Regions from separate parts of the Homo sapiens genome. Here region 1 is linked to region 2. A link is an interaction called in ENCODE POLR2A ChIA-PET data of the cell type or tissue named here. Cell type or tissue: B cell. All regions are shown on one strand. Each heading gives the region's core, and the rest is flanking DNA. Links, peaks and the distances in the headings are about the cores only. Region 1 overlaps SH2B2 (SH2B adaptor protein 2). Region 2 overlaps PRKRIP1 (PRKR interacting protein 1).

The links. Peaks named below come from ENCODE experiments on the same cell type or tissue, not always from the same donor. Only the 100,000 strongest peaks of a DNase experiment are listed, where the experiment ranks them.
Region 1: POLR2A ChIA-PET joins it to region 2 with 6 read pairs; 4 of 35 experiments call an interaction of 5 or more read pairs at or near these places.

What each region holds. Positions count from the first base shown.
Region 1 is chr7:102,287,810-102,290,705 of GRCh38, reverse strand. All of the region lies in intron 1 of SH2B2 (SH2B adaptor protein 2), which reads right to left. Among named protein-coding and RNA genes, the nearest start is that of SH2B2, 2.4 kb to the right of the region's middle. RefSeq lists a silencer at 611-690 and enhancers at 1,041-1,180, 1,371-1,420, 2,091-2,180. In B cell, for the core only: CTCF peaks have their summits at 1,515 and 1,746; DNase peaks (open chromatin) are centred at 773, 1,345 and 2,265; H3K4me3 peaks cover 1,987 bases; H3K27ac peaks cover 1,862 bases.
Region 2 is chr7:102,424,759-102,427,654 of GRCh38, reverse strand. It overlaps PRKRIP1 (PRKR interacting protein 1), which reads right to left. Exons shown (of 6, transcript NM_024653.4): 6 at 989-2,641. The coding sequence ends at 2,544. It overlaps LOC100630923 (LOC100289561-PRKRIP1 readthrough), which reads right to left. Exons shown (of 9, transcript NR_038967.1): 9 at 973-2,641. Among named protein-coding and RNA genes, the nearest start is that of ORAI2, 7.4 kb to the left of the region's middle. RefSeq lists enhancers at 738-1,027, 1,508-2,017, 1,188-2,091. In B cell, for the core only: no CTCF peak of the experiment used is centred there; DNase peaks (open chromatin) are centred at 1,014 and 1,644; H3K4me3 peaks cover 1,853 bases; H3K27ac peaks cover 2,500 bases.

The sequences.
Region 1 (2,896 bases), core at 183-2,682, 140 kb after region 2:
CCATTGCAGAGATGAAGAAATGGGGTTCTGGGGAGGGAGGTGACTACCCACCATGCTCTGGCCACCACGCAGTGGTGAGCTCCCACTGTGTGTCAGACGCCAGGTGGGAGGGTCCAGGGCTGCAGAATGGACAAGAGGGGAGGCCGGGTGCAGTGGCTCACACCTGTAATCCCAGCACTTTGGGAGGCCGAGGAGGGCGGATCACTTGAGGTCAGGAGTTTGAGACCAGTCTGGCCAACACGGTGAAACCCCATCTCTACTAAAAATACAAAAATTAGCCAGGCGTGGTGGTGCACACCTGTAACCCCAGCTACTCAGAAGGCTGAGGCATGAGAATTGCTTGAACCCCAGAGGTGGTGGAGGTTGCAGGGAGCGGAGGTTGCAGGGAGCTGAGGTTGCACGCCACTGCACTCCAGCCTGGTCGACAGAGCAAGACTCTGTCTCAAAAAAATAAAAAAAAAAAAGGGGGGTATGGAGCCAAGTTCCAGGCTGGTCCCTTTCTGAGACCTGTTTCTGGGGAACTCCGCTTCCAAGGGCAGAGTGGGAAGACTGAATCCCTGTTTCAGGAAAGGAAATGACCACCTTTAGAGGATGGGGCACTCTGAGCGGCTGGGTGGGGGGGCGGGGGAATCCACAGCTGGGCTCTGCAGGAAGTGCGGGTCAGATAAGCAGGGAGTGGGGGCCAGGACAACAAGCTAAGCCAGGGCCTGTGGGCTCAAGAGGCAGACTCAGCCTCCTTCAGGAGCACCCAGTGCTGGACAGTTCCTGGATGGGCTCTGCAGGTGGAGGACAGGCTGAGCTGGTTCCAGCTGCACTGGCCCTGGTTACTCCCACCCCACCCTGCCTTTCTGGGGTTGCAGAGCAGAGGTTCCCCCCTCCCATCTCCAGCCTTGGCCTGAGACACTCAGCCCCTTCCACTCCCCCAGTGTCATAACTCTCACATGGGCCCTGGCCCAGCCCCCTAAACCTGCAGGATACCCCCTTAGTGCCCCTCACCAACTCATCCCACCCAGCTGCCTTCTGGCTTTTCCAGGACACTCATACCAGTGCCTCCTGAGACCTCTGGTGGCACCCCTAAGATCTGAGCATCCCCGAACTCTGGAGACTACAGGTGCTAATAAAGCTTCCCTGGGCCTTTCTCTGAGCTCAACTCCCAGCCTGGCTGATCTCCAGGTACCTCAAACTCACCACATCCAAGTTCAAATACATCCTCTTCCTCCAACTCCTGCCTGTCCTCTGCACAGAGCCTCAGCACCCAGCTGGGCACTGCCTACTTCCCCTGTTCTGCCCCAATAGCAGGCAGGCCCCCAAGCCCACAGAGGCCTCGGGAACGCCCCTTGATCCTCTTCCCACCTCCACCCTTGCCCCCTGCCCCTCCACCACACCACATGGCTGTGGCCTGTCTCTTCCACCGAACCGTGAGCTCCTGGCTGGTTGTCCTCCCCACCCCCCAGGTGGGCGCTACCCTCAGATGGCCCGGAAGTATGTGGAGAATGGGGCCCAAACCCTGCTTCACCCAGAGGAACCAAAAGATGCTGCACGCCCACACAGCGATGCCCTGCCTTGCTCTGCCCAAACAGGTGTGGGCTGTGACCTCGTGTTGAGGGGTCACACCTGCTATCCCCCTAGACAGAGCATAGCCATAAAACGGCACCCAGCCAGGTGAGCAGGGAAGAGAAACCTCCCCAGGCCCCAGGGCTCTGACCAGTCCCCTGGCCTCACTTGGACAGTAAGAATGAGCGTAGCCCCGGGAAGACAGCAGCCAGGAGGCCTGAAGCCCCTAAACCCCCAATTCCTTGCAACCCAGGCTGGGTAGGCAGGGCAAGAAGTGCCAGCCTCTTGTCAGAGAGGAGTGGTTGGGAGGCCTGGCTCGTTGACTGCGGGACTTTGGGCCAGTCACTTCCCCTCCCTAAGTGTGTGGGGATAATAATAGCACTAAACCCACAGGATTGTTGTAAAGATGACACGAACGGCGATCCTGATGCCCTTAGCTTGGCACAAGTAAGTTTGAAACCAAAAGCTCAGCCCTGGGAGGCCCAGGATCACTTGGGTGGAGATCCCACTTCCAAGACCCCCAAGGGAAGCCCACCCCTGGGTATTTGTATAGAAGTCCTCCCTAGGAGATTCACGCTAAGTAGGGAAGAGGGATTTAGAAACTTCAGACAGATTTTTCACAACAAGGGTAAAAAGAAAAGCGTGTGCATTAACCCTTGATTACCTAGAAGCATTCAACCAAGCAGCATCAGAAGCCGGCCTGCCACGGGGTGGGGCTGTTCTTGTATGTTGGTAGGACAGACCTCTAAGGAAGTAGCTGGTGGGAAACTGTCTCTGAGACCCCCAAAAATGCCCTGATCCACACTAGCCTAAAAGAAGTGCCACCACCGCCACCACCAGACCTCTCCCAAAGCTCCTGGAGCTGAAAAGTTCTAGGTCACTCTCCCAACCTCTTCCTGCGTGGAGTGGGGAGGCCAGGAGGGAAGAGGTTGGGAGAGTTCAAGGTGGGACACAGTAGTGGGGGCTTCAGCTCAAGAGGCAGTCAAAACCTCTTGGGGAAACCACACCCCCTGCCCCCAGTCCTCCCAGAGGAGCTCCAGGGACCTGACTCTGGGACGCAATTCCTGCCGGGAGTTGCCGGTCCCTTAGCCAGGAGGCAGGCAGCACCATCCCATTTTACAGGGTAGGTGATGTTGGCTCGGGGGCATTGGTAGGGCTCCACCCAGGTCTGACAGCCTAGCCTGAGGCTCTCCCTTGCACTAGCTCGAAGTGCACGTAGATCCTGGCTTATTCGTGTTCAGAGTCTCGCCTGGGGCTGCCCGGTCTGCCTTGCGTGGCTCCTGAGAGGCTCCAGTCACTGCAGACTTCCCTCCCTGAAGGCCCCCACTTCGGGGCTGCAGGG
Region 2 (2,896 bases), core at 138-2,637:
TATTTGTTTTTGAGACAGGGTCTCACTGTGTTACCCAAGCTGGAGTGCAGTGGAGTGATCACGGCTCACTGCAGCCTTCAACTCCTCGGCTCAAGGGATCCTCCTACCTCAGCTTCCCAAGTAGCTGGGACTATAGGTGCGCACCATCACGCCCAGATAATTTTAAAATTTTTTGTAGAGATGGGGTCTCACTGTGTTGCCAAGGCTGGTCTCAAACTCCTGGGCTCAAGCGATCCTCCTGCCTCGGCCTTCCAAAGTGCTGGGATTACAGGCGTCAGCTCACCACGCCTGGCCATAAGAATTCTTGTGTGTGAGTTTGTTTGAGACGATTCTGTTACCTACACCTCTGTGTTCAGTTCCAGACTCCTTCCCACCCATGAGCAATGAGGGACATTACTTCATGATTCTCCCCTAATGGTGGTTTTTTTTGTCGGGGGGAGGGCAGGGGCTCTCAGTATCACCCAATCCTTTCTCAATGATGACATCTGTTTGTTCTTCTTTTCCTAAATAAGTGATGCCCTGAAGAAAGAATCTCTCAACTTAAGGTCCTGATGACCTAGTACTAATGGCCAGAAATGGCTACAGGACATGTCCTGCCTAAATATCATCTCCTGCACCCCGTGGGGGTGAAGCCCACCGCAACCTGGCATCCTGCTGTGTCGCCATGTGCCCACCCACCCAACACACACCTGTGGCGACTGTCTCTCTTGGCCCAGTGAGCTGGCAGAGGCAGGAAGGGACTTGCTGACAGTCCCCTGGCTTACCAGAGGCAGGGGCAGGATTCAAAGCCAGGTCATCAGGCTCCAAGCCCCAGCACCCTCCCCAGCACTGAGGCGGCCCACAAGCTCCAGGTTGCAGACTCAGGGCAGGGGCTGTGACACATGTGGGGGTGGGGAGAGGGATGGAAACCAACAGTCCAAAGATAGGAGAACTAAAACCGAAACACAAACCAGCCAGTCCCAGACAGAGAAAAACAGGTTTCAAAATGTACAGCCAGGGCATGTGCTCATTTATTAGGGCTGACTCTCCGTGTCCGCTTCCTGGGAAAGAAAATCCCTGTGACATGAACCGATGAAGGGACAGAAGCTATCACAGATGCTACAGGGCTCAGAGAGGGGCCGGGGCAATCTACACTACAGAAGTAAAAGCAACGTAAAATGTTTCTGGGTTTCCTTTCCCTTCACTCAAAACCACTATTTCCTTAGTTCTATCAAAGTACGTAAGGGGCATAAAATAGACTCAGGAACTCGGGGCTAAATCATCCAAAAATGGAGCCAAGGCTCTAACTAGAAACTGTCTCTGTCGTCCCTGTTGGCCTCAAAACCCCGAGGTAAAAGGCTGGTCTCGGCTCCTCCCAGGCCCCCTGGCTCCCAGCACAGTGCCCCGTCCTCTGTGTTCATCATCATCGTTTTTTAAGAGACAGGGTCTCGCTCTATTGCCCAGGTTGGCCTTGAATCCCTGGACTCAAGCGGTCCTCCTGCCTTGGCCTTCCGAGTAGCTGGGATTCTAGGCGCATGCCCCTGCGCCGGGCTGCCCTGCTCTCTGCAGGTGCCTTCTCTGCATGGGCCCAGTGCCTGGATGCCAGTTTGAGGCTGCGCCACATGAGGACACAGCAGTTCCGCCTCTCTTCTCCCCGCTGGCCCCAACTGCTGTGAGCCGGCGGAAAGCCCCGACAGTTGCAGTCATGCAAGGAGGAGCTCCACCCACTTGACCCAGTCCCGCCTCTCTCAGCCTGTTCTGTTTAGACCCCCTTCCACTTCGGGATGAAATCACAGCTGTTGGTGAGAGAACCCCCGTCCGGCTGGGAATCCCTCGCCTTCTGCTCTGGCTCAGCCCAGCTTGGAGTCTCCGCCTGCTCACTCTCCGGTGACCGGCTCTTCCCCCACAGCGCTTTCCACACACCCTGTGCCCTTGTGACCCAGCCCCTGGTGAAGTCCCTGGCCCGGGCCTCCTTGTGCACACACCCAGGCCTTCCCAGAACACGAGAGCACCGGGAGCTGCAGTGGGAGCAGACCCTCTATGGCGTGGTCCCCACTTCCCACTGGAGTGAGTGGGCAACATGGACCAGCCCCACAGCTGAGGCCATCTCCTCACTGAGCCTGGGACCAGGTCCACGTAATGTGTCTTCAGTCCCCGTGGGAATGGTGGCATCTCAGCCTTCTCCAGAGTGTTTGCGACTCACGGTCCACATGTCCCAACAAAACGCAAGGGTGTTCTGCTCTTTACTAAATAAACGTTCCCTTCCCAGAAACCAGCCCCAAACTCATCACTGTTCAAATATGTGGCAAGGTGAGGCTCTCTGTCCCCCTTTACCAGGAGCACGGATGGTGTCTGCAAGGCAGTGCCTCTGAGTGTCAGGGAGATGGCCCCTCAGGCTCCCAAACCTGCCAAATACAGGACTGTGAGCGGCTCGGGAGGGGTCTCCTTTGCTCTCCATCCAGCGGGTCAGCGGGTCCTTGCGGGGGAGAAAGAGCCAAACAGCCGCCTTTCCCTTCTGGTCACAGCACGAGCCAGGTTCCAGGCAGAGGCTGTGGCAAACATTGTCATCGCCCCATGGTGAAACTGGGCACTTCCTCCTCCTCCTCTGTTCCAGATGCCTCCGCAGAGCTGCTGGACCCCTGCTCCTTGGGCTGACCGGGTCCTGTAACCACACGACATTCAAATTACAGACATGCAAAATCGTTCAGGGTCAAGGGTGCTTTCAAAGAGGAGAGCTGATGGGAAGTCAAAAGTCCCTGTTCCTAGACCGCATGGCAAGAAACCAGGGTCATGCCTCACGTCCACCAGTCCTCTGAGCCATTCCCCAGGAGTAAGGGTGGCTCACAGACCTGATCTACCACTGCTCTCACGGGTGCACCCCATCTTTACCCAAAGGCCCAGAGGCACACGCAAGACC